Linked DNA regions of Mus musculus: region 2 is linked to region 1. Evidence: chromatin contacts called from ENCODE Hi-C or POLR2A ChIA-PET data. All regions are on one chromosome and are shown on one strand. Each heading gives the region's core, a stretch centred on a gene start or an enhancer-like site at or near the end of the contact. The rest is flanking DNA. Distances are from core to core; before and after follow the strand shown.

Region 1 (7,653 bases), core at 1,538-4,037:
ATTTATTAAAATAATTTCTTTTATTTTTTTTTAGATTACAATATATTTGTAAAAATTTCCCTGATAGACAAGCTGGCACTAAAGGTGATTCTTTGAAATGTAAGCAGAATTCCACATTATCAATTAACTTGGAGCAAGAAGGGTGATAACATCAGATTTATGCAAGTTTCCAGAAAGGCTATCCCCAGACCTTCCTCCTGCCTTCCCTGGCTCTCACTGAAGAATACAGTTCAGCAAGGACTAATTTGTGGGATGGGCAGGTTTCCAGAGGGGATTCTGGTCTTACTGGAAGGCTAAGGGCCAAAACTTATCCCAGAGACACAATTACTTGGTACTAATATTCAAGGATTCTTTCTTTGAAACCACTGGTATGTCTTGGGAAGGGCTCTGTCAGTGTTTCTCCACAGTGTCTAGTCTGGAAACATTTGTCAACTATGTGTTTGAAGAACAGCTTAAAAATAAGCAAGAGGGACAGGAAAGATAGGGAGAGATAGCTCAATGGGCAAGAATATTTTCTATAAAAGCATGCGTACATGAATTCAAGCCCCAGGAGTCATAAAAATTGAGGCACCTTGTTGGGAACAAAATAAGGGGGGAGGGGGCGCGCTGGGAAGGCCCTGGGGAAGAAGAGGAAGGAAAATGAGCCAAACATCTGGCCAGAGTTCCTGTGCAGGCAGAAGCAGGCAGAGCTCCTGGCGCTTTCCACTCAGCCCCAGGTGAACATGCCTGACCCACGAAGTTGGGTGGTGGTGGTGGTGGTGGTGGTGGTGGTGGTGGTGGTGGAGGTGGAAAAGGGGCAGCCCCTGACCGACGGGGACCCAGGAGCTACCTTGCTAAAGAAAGCCCCGGGGTTGTAGGAGAGAGGGATGAGGGAAGGAGTTCCCAACACTGGCAAGAGGGTGCAAAGCAGATCTAGATGGAGCAGAGACTCTCTATGGTTTAAGATCTTTATTATAGAAAGGCAGGAGGGAAGTGAGAAGGGAGAGGGGGAGAGGCTATCCAGAAAGAGAGAGAAAGAGAGAGGAGGGAGGAGAGAAGAAGACAAAGAGAAAGGAGAAGGGATAGAAGACAAAGAGAAGGGAGAGAGAGGGTGAGAGAAGTGAGAGGTAAAGGAACAAAGGAGTAAGAGTAAGAGATGGGGGCTGAACAGCCCTTTTTATGGTCTTCACTGTTGCTAGGTAACTGGGGAGGAGTTTAGCCTGAAGGTCAGAAGCTTGGGCCGCTGCTTACGTGACTACTGACCATGCTTCTCTTGCAGGGAGCTGTGGAAAGTGGTACCTTAGGCAGGGGCCAGAGTTCCAGGAGCATGAGGGAACGCCTACTGTGTTAAGTAGGTGAATTATGACCAATGGGGTTCAGACCTCAGCTCAACTGGAGACCAGCCTGCAATTCTCCACAGCACCTGGCATATTCTAGTTTCTATGTACAAATGCATACTAATACACACCCATGTGCACACAACCCACCCTTACATGAAAGATTTTTTTTTAAAGTAGGTGTTGGCTAGTTTTATGTTAACTTGACACAAGCTTAAGTCATCTGGGAAGAGGAAACATGTATTAAAAAACTGTCTCTTTAAGATCAGGTTGGATGCAAGCCTGTAGAACATTGCATCTTAATTAGTGATCAATGAGGTAGGGCCCAGCCAATTATGAGATGAACCAACCCAGGGTCTGATGGGTCTGCATGCTATAAGAACTCAGGCTGAGCAAGCCATGTGAAGCAAGCCAGTAAGCATCACTCCTCCAAGGCCTCTGCATCAGCTTCTGCCTCTGGTTCCTGCCCTGTTTGAGTTCCTGTCCTGGCTTCCTTCGCTGGTGAACAGATGATATGGAAGACTACGCTGAATAAACCCTTTTCTTCCCACGCTGCTTTGGTCATGATGTTTCTTCATAAAAGCGATAACTCTGACTAATGCAACTCAGGAATAAAATTAATTCAAACAGTACCTTAGTTATGGATGAGTCAGAGTCAAATCTATCTTACCCTCTGTACCTTTTTTCTTGAACTTTCCTGGACAAAGGCATCATTTGCAAAAAGCAAGAAAAAGTATTTTAAAACATTAAATTCAACTAAATATAATTATATAATTTCCCCACCTTCCTTCTGTTTACACCTGCCAATCCCCCTCCTTCTCAAATTCATGACCCCTTTTAACTACTTTTGTTTTACACATATTCACACACACACACACACACACACACACACACACACAGAGGTTTATTTAGTGATGTTTGCCTGTAAATATTTTTAGGACTGAGGGTCAGTCATTATTGTTGACGTCCTATGAATCTTAGATATAGGAGTAGGAGGGTTTCAGCTGAAAACTACAAAAACAATCTACTTTAGTGGACACGAGTAATGAGAACTTCATGGTCAAAAGGTTTTATTTCCTGATTCCTGCAGATGGCGCTAAATCCTTAGCTATTTTCACAATTCCCGGGACAGGGACTGCCTGCTCATAGCCCTAGTGTTTTCTGATAAAGGTTCCTAATTGTTTTAACAGTAAGTAGTGCTACACTGTGCAAGATTTAATCCTAAAGACAATTTCCTTAAATTAATAAAAACAAACAAACAAACAAGCAAAAAACAAAACAAACCCCAAACCCCCACGTTTTGGCAACTGACATCTGTGGCTTTGTCCTAGTCCTGTAAGCGTCTTTTAATAGAAGTGACTAAGGATATTGCTTTCCTGTGCTTTTATCAAAGGTCATGTTGGACTTGTTTTGCTTTTTTTATTTTTCCCATAAAAATCCTAAAGCTGTAAAAGTGCCCATTATCCATTGTTCCTACTCGCTTCCATTCCCGTGTCGCTTTGTTTGGCTGAATGTCCATCTATGACAACGATAGGCGTTCATAGTGTTCCCCTTAGTCAGTTAAGGAACACTGCATAGCTGTGTACTGAGGAGCACTTTATTATTGCCCCATATGGTTCCAAGGGGAAGTTAGAGTACAATATGACTCACCGACGGGAAACTCAAAAAAAAAAAAAAATCCCAGCCGAGCGAGCGAGAGGGAGAGGGAGAGGGAGAGGGAGAGGGAGAGGGAGAGGGAAGAGGGGAGAAGAGGGGAGAAGAGGGGAGAAGAGGGGAGAAGAGGGGAGAAGAGGGGAGAAGAGGGGAGAAGAAGAGGGGAGAAGAAGACGGGAGAAGAAGAGGGGAGAAGAAGAGGGGAGAGGGGAGAGGGGAGAGGGAGAGGGAGAGGACAACAACAAAATTGCTGGGTTTGAGTCAAGAGTGTGTCTTCCTGACACTTGTTGTTTATTGATTCCAGAGCCTAGCAAAGAGGTTTTATGCCTTCAGGAAGAAATCATAAAATAATGCTTAAGGGTGTCTAAATATCAGAGTTAATGTAAAAATGTTTTTATTGGGCAGATTTACTCATGTTTGAGAAAACATTTTAAGTTCTCCAACAGGAAATAGACATGTCTAATTTCTCAACAATAAGGAAGGGGAACCTTCAAAAATGTAATAATGTATTTTACGTGTTCTCCCCCCTCCTCCCATTTTCCTGACCAGATTTTATTTCTTCAGTTAAATAATTCTAGCCAAAATGAAATCAAACCAGTGAACAAACAAACAAACGTCTGGAAAAACAAACACTACAAAAAGAGGTAGGAGGAGTCCCTAAGAATGGATAACATCCCGCTTGGAAACAACCAATGTGCTTATATTGGTCTTCTGCACTCTTATCCTGAGCTTCAGACAGCTATAAATATTTTGAAGTTCATACAGGATCCATGACTGACTTCAGAGTAAATTCCAGGCTCCATATTTTAAAGTTATATATTAAAACATCTAGCATTCTCAAGTACTTTTTAATGCTATGGCATCCTCAATAGTCCATATTTTTCAAATGGATTGATACATAAATTTGAAACATGACTTCATTTTATTGATATATGAGTTTTAATTTATATTTCAACTAATACACAAAATATTACAGTACTCAATTTTGTGGACTAGTTAACTAACATTAGCATCATTTATTATTAGTTTATACTATTTGGAAAATGAAAGAAAAGAAATATTGTTGGTAAAGAGGCAATTTATGAAATATGTGTTTATTAAGTCAGCAGTTAGGATTATAATTTTAAAAATAATAACATTAAACAATATCAAAGTTATATGTATTATTACACAAATAATTCCCTGCTTTGATTTATTGGGAGTTTCTAAATGGCACCTTCTTTGTTGTGCATTTTTCTTAACACTCCATTAAAATAAATAGTGTCCTAGTCAAAAGGTACCCTTCAGGTCAGTTAAGAATTTTATACTGGTTTGCAGAAAGAACTGAATTACCGTTTGTAACTGGTGGTGGCCGTTTGTAACTATCTGAACTTCATATGGTTTAAAGGCCTTTGAAATAATCAAGAAATTGACAGTTTTCATAAAAAATGAGAGGGAATTATTTGGAGAATACAGTATATGTTTTATTTTTGCCTTTATTATATATATATATATATATATATATATATATATATATATATATATATGTATATATATATATATATAATGATCTGCTAATTTTGAAATAAACTTAAAAATAATGTAAAGCCTGAGGTGTATTACTCCCTCCCTCATTTTTGAAAGAAAGATGTAAACATCTAGCAAGCATAATTCTGAGTCTCTGTGGTCACATTGTCAGTCAGTGACCTTAAAGATAGAACTGAGAAAGTGGGAATGATATTTGAATGGGGAGGATTTTAAAGGGGATTTCTGTACACTATAAAGTTGACTATTATTTTTAAGTCAACATAAGAACAGATTCCAAAGGATCAGTGTGATTACATTTTGAATAAAAATATTATCGCTGATAAATTTATGTCTTTGCATGTTTGACTATAGTAAATTTGTATTTAAAATTTTATTTAGCATTTTATAATTTGTCCACACTTAGATTGGTTCTTGAAAATTCCCTTTGGTTTCATGCTATGTGAGAATAAAAAAGATTAACTGGGTTATCTGATGGGTTTCCAGTGTCTTCCTGTTCACTGACTTTTTTAATAGACATGGCTTCTATAGCCCTTAGCAGGATTTGATTGCGCCCTTATTGATATTTTGATTGTTTTCCCTGGTCAGCCTTAATATGTTAAACCTCTTGAGATCTGGGCCAAGGTGATTGTCCTGTGGATACACTCATGCTTGACTGTAAATATTTACCCCACCCATTAAATTCATATAAACTCGAAAGCAACCAAAAGAGGAACATAGTCAACCCAGCCACTCAACTAGAGCTGGAGAAATGGAAATGAGTATTTGTTAGTTTTTGGAAGCACTGGGTTATTTGGTTATTGTTGTTGACTTCAGAAACAAAATGGTATTTAGCCCCAGAAGGGAATATACATCATATTCAGGGGGTTCCTGTAGTGAATTTATTTGTGACTGATAATTATTGCTTTATTTTATATCCATGTACCAATGTACTACTGTTTCTAAGTAGAGGTAGATGGAAGGGAGTGTGGAGACAAAGGAAATGATGGGATTGGGGTTGGCAATCCAAACTGCACCACTATATTCATACTAATGAAGTATTTCATAGAAGCTAAAAGGGATTTGCATTTTCTGAAGCATAGCCTTGCCATCCTTGTAAAGACATCACCAATGGTCCAGGTCTCAGAGGGAGTTTCAACTCCCAAGGCTCCCATTCTCATGAAGATCCTTAACTGTTTTCACAAAGCTCTGTCATGGACCTGTTAGCCATTCTTCATGGGATGTATTAAATAAGGATTCATTTAAAAAAAAAATTTGCTTACAGTCATGACCACAGTGTATATCAGCAGTTTAGCTGTTTAGTTTCATGATTGTTTCCAAACACTGCATATGGTTATGTAACATTTGTAGAATTGTCCTCTGTGTCCTAATTCAAGGACAGATTTTTGATTCCAGAATTTATCGATATCTTTACTCTTCTCAAGTCACTTTCAGCTGACCGTGGAACATGTTCTGAGGTAGCAATTCTGCAAACTTGATGAAGTGGACCTTCCCCAAAACTTGCTGTTTATTTTCAGTGATTGGTAATGGGAGAATAAGGGTATGTTTTTTCAATATTAGAATTATTTAAAGTCACCAAAACTATGTGCCCCTTTTATTTACCCTAAAAGAGACACATTTCTTCTCCCTTTCCATAGACACAAAACACCATTCCCTGTGTATCCTGACAGTTCAAAGAGATGCACAATGTCAAATAAAGAACTATGCTTTTTAATTATCTCTTTGATGTTATACCAAAAAAATGCATTCTTTTTTTTTTTTTTTTATGGAAAGGAATTTCCTTTGTTCTTTGTTCATTAATGTACTTGTATTCATCACAACTTTGACTCAAATCATCCCTTTCAGAAAAGCACTTGCGTTGCTTCCTGCTCCTTGGCAGGATGGAATCATGCATATGTATGACACATCACAAAGTGTCATTTTGGGAAAGACTCTGTTAGCATGCCTATGGGAAAAAGTATGGTTAGATGATTGTAGCCAGGGAAGCCGCTTCATTTTGCAGCTTTTAGCTTCCTGGAGTGAGACTTGAGTTGGGGGTGGGAGGTTCCATTTTAAATACTAGTTGTCAGCGTCCAAATGATCCATTTTTTTATACCAAAAAATCCAAAGTGGTATGCGTTTAAAAAAGAAAAATTCTGTACCTCATTAAAACACGTGAAAAGACGAATAATGCATGTGATGTAAAGCTCACAACTTCACATTATTTTTTAAAGAATCATAGTTATTGGCATTTATGCTCACCTTACATGAGGTTCAGAAAGCATTTTTGAAAGCCTTGCCAGAGAGAGAGAGAGAGCAGGGGTAAAAATGAAACACGCTGTTAAAAATGTGAACGAGATTAGCTTCTCAATTGGATGGCTTTAGAACTGCCAGCAGATGGCGCAACAGCCCATTTTAAATTTACCTCTGACAGAAAATGTCAATCATTCCCTCTCATTGCCTATGAGTTCTTAATGGTCCTAAAATAAGAAATTATTGAAAATTAATCTTTAAAAATATAACCACGAAACATTTAATAATCGTGCTAAAGTAATTATACCACTGTTAACATAATATCTGATTCCCCCCACCCCCCCATCTTAAGGTCTTCCTGGTACAAGTCTTGCTTTAATGGCTATGAAATCTGAGATTTGTGACCTTGAACTACCTACAGTGGAGGTGCTTAGAGAGCACCTTACTTAAATACATCCATGATGGATAGAATTAGCCATATTGTTAGTTGAGTTCTCTACCAGCCACGTAATAAAAATTTGGGAGGTATGTGATCATTAATGAAAATATATGTCTATCTATGTTTATTTAGTGCATTGGTCACATTTTCTGAGACATAAGTCATTTGAGGAATGGCATTTTCAGTGAGAACATAGCTTCCTTCCGTTTGTGTTGTGTGACCTGAGAAAGACATTTTGCCAAATGTTTCCTGTCCACCCTCTAGCTATTTCTGTAGTAAAGAGAAAGAGCTGTTGTTCACACATTTAATTCAGACTGTGAAGATGTTTCCTGTAGAGTCAACCGATTTCACAGTAAAAGAAATGATTAGGAAGATATAACTTTGACAATGTTGCTAAAGGGTAATGGACGTATACTATTCACAGTGTAAGCATTCATATTGAAAATCATGCTTATATTATAGAAAGAAAGGCATAATGGGAGGTTGAGG
Region 2 (7,653 bases), core at 239-2,738, 1.2 Mb after region 1:
AAAGGGACAGGCCTGCCTCTTTGTTACTAGGGTAGATGGGATGAAGGCCCATGGTCACCTCCATCTCTTCCATACAATAGGCACGTGAGATAACTTTTCCCATCTTCGCCCCCATACATAGGCCTACAAACCTGACAAGCCTATGGTTCTGGCACATGCTTCTCTTCTAGACTTCGTAAATTAAACAGAAAAACTCCCCTCAGCTTATTTTACGTACTTGACAACTTTTAAAAGGATACTATTCATTAAAAATTATATTCGAAGTTGTTATAATTGGATTTTTATTCAAAAATTTTAGTCGCTCGTTTTTTTTTTTTTTTTTTTTAGATATCATGGTGTGCTTTGGTAGATAATTTGTATGAAAAAAATTGTCATCTTCAACCTAATTTGAATTGTTTACACATCCATGGGAAAGCCTGTTAACCTTGGTGAGACATCTCCGAGACTGCCTTCTACGAGATAAACAGATTTAAACCCCATTAGCAGCAAAATCTGCATCTTCTTTGAATTAAAACTGTGCAACAAGAAAAAGGGGAGTTTTAAGCTGTGAATGTCCAGGTCTCCAAGTACAGTGTGGCCATGGCGCCAGGTCACGGATGCGATCTTAAAAGCTGCATTTTCAACTTTTGAGTGGGTAAAATTCATTCCTGAGAACTGAGTGTTTTTGACACACTGGTCAGGTAGGGGGCTTTTGAGATGCTCTACCGTTTCCCCCTCTCTGCCTGCGTAAGAAGTGGGGGTATTTTGGTCTCAGGCTCCTGTCATCCTCCGTCCTAGACAGAAACTACCACACAGTGACTCTGGAGTACCAAGTCCCCCTGCTGTTCGGTCTTATTGTCCCATCGCCACAGGGAAACCTGCGGGCACGTTTGCGCCCACCCCGGGGCACCTCTGCATCTCTGAGTATGGAGGGGACTCCGAACAAAGAGAGAAATCAAGGGACCAAGGAGAATGGAGGGTCAGGGAAGGATCCGGGAACACGGGAACCCAGCGGGAGGAAATGAGGGGGATCGGGAATATGTCTGCTATCTTTGGTCTTTTTGGGGGGTGCCGGTCCGTGTGACCGGATCAGAAGGTGCAACCGGGCAGCCGGGCGGCGGGGACAGGTGCCCGGTTGCCCGGCTAGGCTCCCCCAGCTCCGGCCGCTCCGGCCGCACTTCTGCAACGTTGGGCTGTACACCTCCCAGCGCCGACTCCTTCGGTGCGCCGTAGCCCTCGCCTTATATACCCTGCTAAAAATAGCCTGTGAGACGTCTTTCCAATCAGCGCAGGCCGAGTTCGAATTGCACCAATAAGGAGGCCTTTAATGAAGAGGCTCGGTCACGCCAGGCGGGGCCGCTGTGTGTCCGCACCGGCGATTGGTGCGAGCTGACATCATCGTCGCGCAGCCCCGGGTACAGGAGCGGCAGGATTGGGTACCGTGGGGGGCGGAGCTCCAAGCTGGTCACGTGGGGGGAGAAGGGGGGAGCCAAGCGGGGGAGGAGGGGGGAGGCTGGCAGCGGAGCTTTGAATAGGGAAGTTTTGCAGGGGTTACGCTTGCAGTCAGTCCGCTGTTTGCAAATATTGCGTGGGCTCGGCGCGCTGCGGGCTGCGGGAGGGTCCGGACCCGGCGTCCGATTGCAGCGCCATCCAGTTTGCATGAAACTTTCACCTGCGCTCCCGGGAACAGTTTCTGCTCGGACTCCTGATCGTTCACCTCCCTGTTTTCCCGACAGCGAGGACTGTCTTTTCCAACCCGACATGGATGTGCTCCCAATGTGTAGCATCTTCCAGGAACTACAGATTGTGCACGAAACGGGCTACTTCTCGGCTCTGCCGTCCCTGGAGGAATATTGGCAACAGGTAAATACGGATTTTTTTTTTTTTTTCACCTGCCCGGTACGCCGAGGAGGGAGTCGCGCGGAGGAGCAGGCAAGATGGTGTGTGCTTGGAAGTGCATCTTTTTAATGATGATTAGCATTTGCCTAATTAAAAATATAAAGTAATGATCTTAAGATGTCCTTCTGCTGCCTGGAATGATGAAGGCACTGTAGAGCGAGCCTTCGGGAGCGAGGAGTAGAGTTGTCATTTGTGTGAAGGCGAGCTCTCCTTCCCACTACGTTTTTATTTCTTCATTTTTTTTTCGTGTTTTGCTAATTCCGAGCTTACGAGCAGCATACACCTGGGGGGGGGGACCCCAAATTATTCTGACCGATCCAGACCTGAGCCCTTGGCACAAGTTTGGGGTTTGTACCAGCTCCAAACTCCACAGCTGGACCCTGTCATACGAACGAGCTTGCCTTGACTACCAAAAGATTTGATTTAAGGATTTTGGTTTTGTTTTGATATTTGTATGTCCCAAATTTAAAAGTCTTAACATTTTGCTTGCGGAACGCAGTAGTTCTTTTTGAATTCAAGGCCATTTGCAGTTTCTTTTCCGTCTGGATAATTTCTTATCATTCACGTATGCCTGCCTTGTTTTTCTTACCTGCTTTTCTTGTTGACTGCGCGGCGGGTGTGTGTGTGTGGGGGTGCTGTTTGCACACAAGTGACTTGTCAGTCATATGACAATGAGTCCATTCCTAGTTGCTTCGGGTCTTACTTTGGGCAAGAAAAATCTCTAATTCCGGCATTTTAGTGGAACTAGAATTTGGGGCAACCGGAATAAAAGAAACACCCCCTACCCCTTCTAAGTCATAGGATTCTGTGAGTGGCAAAAATATTCTCAAACACTTTCACCATTGTCTTTAAAAACGATGATTCTGTGGCCGTCTCTCTACCCTTCTGGGTATTTTTTTTCCTCCAAGTGAATTAGCAGATCAAATAAATTCCGTCGGTTTCACAACCTCCCAGGCTTTAAAACCCAGGAAAAGCGAAGTGTTGGCTGAAACCTCCCCATGCCGGCTTAATTGTTCACAATCCTCTCTGCCTTTCTCTCCCCCTCTCCATTTTTCCTCCTCAAAGAAGCTGCTCCCTGGGACGTGATTGAAATTGATCTTAGTAGTTTCCTTTAGGCATTTGGGATTTGGGCAACTAGCCAGACTTGGCTCCTGGTCCCCTTCAGAGCCTTTTAAACTCCCAGAGAGCTTCGATCAGGTCCCCACTGCTCATCAGCATACTGGCGATTTTAAATTAGCCAGTTGATTAAAGTTTAACAAGATCTTCATAAATGTCTTCGCCATTTCTTTGGAACATCAATAATAGGTATCGCCGCTTCGATTCCTAATACTGTACACACTGTAACAGACATCGAATTTTGGGGGGAAATGGAAAACAGGCACCCCCTCTTCCTTAGCTTGCTTGTGCTTGCTGTGTGAGGCCGGGACTTAGGATGTGTATACTGTGATAGAAGGCACATTGTTTAGTAAGCTTTAGCCCTTTTGCTGGTAGCCTGTGCTCAAGATGGTCTGTACCCTGATAACATTTTTTTGTTGCAGTTTAGTGCCGAAATTTCTGTCTGTAGAATAGAATACACAGAGGCACAGACGGCCTTATATGGGCATGCAGGCAAAGCTAGTGAAAAATCAGGGCCTACATAATTGAATCCTAAAATCTTTCCTACCGTTTTTCTTTTCCAGTGGCTAGAAAGTTTGAGATGGTGGGGAGAGGGGATTGCTGATCTCTGCAGTGTGTAGCTCCTTGAAAGGTTGGTGGCAGGGCTGGGAAGGGGCACCCTGTTATGGCACACTGCATGTATATTTGAGCCGGGTCCTTATTTGGCTGCAGGTCAGAATTTCAAAAGGAAGTCTCCTTTGGCATTGCGTGAAAGAAAAAGGAGTGATGACTCATACTGTTGTACCCTTGGCCAGGAGATAAAGTCCTTGTTCATTGTGGGACTCCCAGAAGGGCCAGGGAGTAATTTCCCCTTTCCATCCTTTACAATAGCAGATAGCTACTCTGGAAGAATTCACTTCTGTTGTCAAGGTTTCTTGTTTCCCTGTGGCCAGTGCAAAGAAATCATTAAAGTTTGGTGGTATCCATAGTCCTGGACTTGGGAAATGACATTTAAAAATATGCATGTGTATATGTGTGTGTGTGTGTGTGTGTGTGCGCATATATATATATATATATATACATATATATATATATATATATATATATATATATGCATATGTATATGTATATCTCTTAGGTCCCAGCTACACAGAAAATGAGAGGTTTCTTTTCAAATGTATCGATGCCCATGAAGTGAATACAGACAGCTATCTGCTGCCTGTTCTCTGACTACAGCCAGCCCTATATTGTCAGCTGTGCCCCCCAAGTGGGTCTTCAGACCACACTGCACGCTGTGCAATATTTCTGTCCTGTTGGGTGAATACTCTTGGATGGCTAGGGCTCTCTCATTGATGCTCATAGTTCTAGAGACTGTCAGAGGATCTGGTTAAACCTGTTAGGTTGGTGGGAGGGGGAGTGATGTGTGTAAGGCTGGTTTTCTTTGTGTGGCTTACCAGGATCGTCATTAGAAATGTCAACACTTGTAACTATAACAACAAAACAGGCTTAGTGATCATCACTCACTGTGACCATTGGTCCAACACTGGAGAAACCAAGAGAGGTCTCACCTCTACTTTTCCTTCAGATTCCTAGAAACAGCTTTCCTCTAGAATTCTCGGGGAAATAGATTCGCATTACAAAAGACTTTGTGACCCACAATACCTGACACAGAAATAATTTATTTGTCCTTTGTTGCATGTTTCCTTTTTTTTTTTTTTTTATTCCTGTGTGCTTTCAGTTCCACTTTCAGTAGCCGTAACAGTCACGTGCCTTCTTGTGGTTCCTTTTGCACAGACCTGCCTGGAGTTGGAACGCTATCTTCAGAGTGAGCCCTGCTACGTGTCAGCCTCTGAGATAAAATTTGACAGCCAGGAAGACCTGTGGACCAAATTCATTCTAGCTCGGGGGGAGAAGAAGGAGGAATCAGAACTGAAGATTTCTTCTAGTCCCCCAGAGGACTCTCTGATCAGCTCCAGCTTTAATTATAACTTAGAGACCAATAGCCTGAACTCTGATGTCAGCAGTGAGTCTTCGGACAGTTCAGAGGAACTTTCACCCACGACCAAATTTACCTCTGATCCCATTGGTGAAGTCTTAGTCAATTCAGGAAATCTGAGTTCCTCCGTCATTTCCACACCTCCATCTTCTCCAGAAGTGAACAGGGAATCTTCTCAACTATGGGGCTGTGGGCCAGGAGACCTGCCCTCACCTGGGAAGGTTCGAAGTGGGACCTCTGGGAAGTCTGGTGACAAGGGTAATGGCGACGCCTCCCCAGATGGCAGAAGACGGGTACATCGGTGCCACTTTAATGGCTGCAGGAAAGTTTACACGAAAAGCTCCCACTTGAAAGCACATCAGCGCACTCACACAGGTCAGTCCCCTCTTGGGGCCTGGGTGGTCAGCTGCTGGTGGGCGCCCTCAGTCGATCAGCACTGGGAGGGAGCCAGGACCCCCCCAGGATGCGGTCACAAGCAAGACAGTCCTCACTTCCTAGATTCTTGTCTCTAAGGAATTGGGTCTTTTTTGGAGTTCAGAGTAGAATCTTAAAAGACTGGACATTTGAATCAGATGAATGGTTCATGCTTTCAGATTAAACAGGAGGCCAGATCACATTCTCCATGGATACCCAAACCTTCACCCACTGGGTGCTCATTTCCCATTGTCCCATGCATCGTGCTATGTTGGGTTGCACCTCTTTCTTTGTCATGTAAGTGCAGGCTCAGGACAGACACTCCTTGGGCAGCCTGAAGTTTGCTGATGTTGACAGTGGTATTTTGAAGCCTCAGAGTGAGCAAAAGTCTTGGGCTAGTGGGCATTTACTGTGAATACAGCCACAAAAACAAGGGCTTTCTTAACACAGTGCTACTACTTAGATTAAATTCTGTTTATTTGAAACTGGCAGCACAACATCTGGGATAGGAGGGGAAGGATAACAGGATAAGTAATTGTAAACTTGTATCTTACCGAGAGGATAGTCAAATTCTTGAGAGATGAAGTCAGGGCCCTGAAGAGGCAAAGAGCTAGGAGAGGATATGAGTGTTCCCCAAACAAGATGGCTTTTGCCTTGGGTTGATTTGAGCATCATTTTTCACTCATGGGTAGCATTTTGTTCTGTTCTACACTTATAATTTAGCTAGGGAGTGATGTCAATTTGGTCGTTTGATTGCCATCTAGAAACGGATCCACAAGCCCTCTGAATGAGGTTTTTTCTCAGAAACGCATGATTTCAGTTTTGTAGAAATGTAGAAGGTCCCAGACGACTCATTCCACAGGGAAATGAGTAAGGAGTAAGTGCTGGAGGGGACCCGTCTCCATGGAGAAAGCAATAACTCTCCTCCCTCAGCAAGGCTGTGGGTCCTGTGGGCTGACATCTCACCCTGCAAGTATGTCATCAGTCTGAGTAATTGTCATTGTTATGAGGTAACTTTGATTCGGCCAGGATGACTTTGTCAAACCTGGATCCCTGGAATGAACAGCCTAAGTGAGCCCTTCAGGCTAGGTTAGAAAAGACCTTTAGCTTGCCAAAGGTACCATCCTGCCATGAAAGCATATGGTGAGGTCTGTAGACTGAGGGGACCCCACGGTATATATGTTGTTCAGTCTTCTCCCTTACCCTATCTTGTCAGTGAAGTAATGGTGCCTTTATCGTGTGCTCTTTTTCCCAGGAGAAAAGCCTTACAGATGCTCATGGGAAGGTTGTGAGTGGCGTTTTGCAAGAAGTGATGAGTTGACCAGACACTTCCGAAAGCATACCGGTGCCAAGCCTTTTAAATGCTCCCACTGTGACAGGTATGTCAATGAAGGCTTCACAGGAAAAAGAAGTGTGGGGTCATGGGAATGAGGAAGAACCAGGGCAGAGTAGGTGTGTGAAATAGGCCTTGGGAAGAAGGTCAGGAGTTTCCCATTACTTGGTGCCATTTCTTTTAAGTCTGGGGCTTTTGCAAAAGTCTCTTGACACCTTGACTATCTCTCCTAGGAAGCACTGTACCAGATTTCTATAAGAAAACTGTCTAGGGCAAGGCTTTCAAAATGGGTTCCAACAGTTTTCAAATTCAAAACGTAAACCCTCCATGGGACTTCTGGGACTTCCTGGGTGTTCTCTGAAGGCTTCTTGAATATGTATTCCTCTGTCTGGGGCGTCCCTGTCCCTAAAAAGTATTGGTAAAGACTCAGAGGCCTTGTCCAGGGACTGGAATCTGGTGGGCCACACAATCCACGAGCCAAAACTCACCGCTTTGTTTCTGATTTGCCCTTGCAGGTGTTTCTCCAGGTCTGACCACCTGGCCCTGCACATGAAGAGGCACCTCTGAAGGAGCAGAGGGACGAATCCTGTAGGCTAAAAGAGGCTTCCAGGCTAAGAGGCGGCCATGGAAGGAGGGATGCCTGTAACAGCCAAAGCATGCCATTTTGCTTCCTATCCAGTTACCTCCAGGGGCCTCTCTTTGGAAGGTCTTTTGAGGGCTACAAAAGTCATGTCAGGAGTGGCATAGCACCCATGGTGCATGGTGTTTGGGTGACCCCGGACTCACCACTGGTTCCTAACCTTCTGAGAGGCTCTAAGCTTTTGGCCGTGAGCATGCGCACTGAGAATGTTAGTGGGTGGGATGGTTGTGTTGAGGATCTATTACTGACTGTATGGTGAGGCAGACTTTTTTTTTCTCCCCCTATGTGGTATCAAAT

What was found. Hi-C counts contacts between places; a loop is a spot of excess contacts on that map. ChIA-PET counts read pairs that join two places held with the same protein, here RNA polymerase II (POLR2A).
Region 2: a map of left cerebral cortex shows a loop between it and region 1 (8-fold over the local background). The contact joins the promoter of Klf6 here to the enhancer-like site in region 1. A Hi-C loop is called at or near these places in 15 of 37 maps with a recorded cell type or tissue (Patski, adrenal gland, gastrocnemius and 2 more). POLR2A ChIA-PET finds 5 or more read pairs at or near these places in 1 of 5 experiments (Patski).

Annotation. Positions count from the first base shown.
Region 1 is chr13:4,660,109-4,667,761 of GRCm38, forward strand. No RefSeq gene overlaps it. Among named protein-coding and RNA genes, the nearest start is that of Akr1e1, 55 kb to the left of the region's middle. Within about 2 kb of position 2,788, at least 2 of the 3 ENCODE cell types and tissues checked have a DNase peak (open chromatin) inside an H3K27ac peak, as active enhancers do; they include gastrocnemius and left cerebral cortex, where a contact is called at or near this core.
Region 2 is chr13:5,860,001-5,867,653 of GRCm38, forward strand. It overlaps Klf6 (Kruppel-like factor 6), which reads left to right and starts at 1,489. Exons shown (of 4, transcript NM_011803.2): 1 at 1,489-1,842; 2 at 4,768-5,344; 3 at 6,639-6,762; 4 at 7,232-7,653. The coding sequence starts at 1,639. The coding sequence ends at 7,283.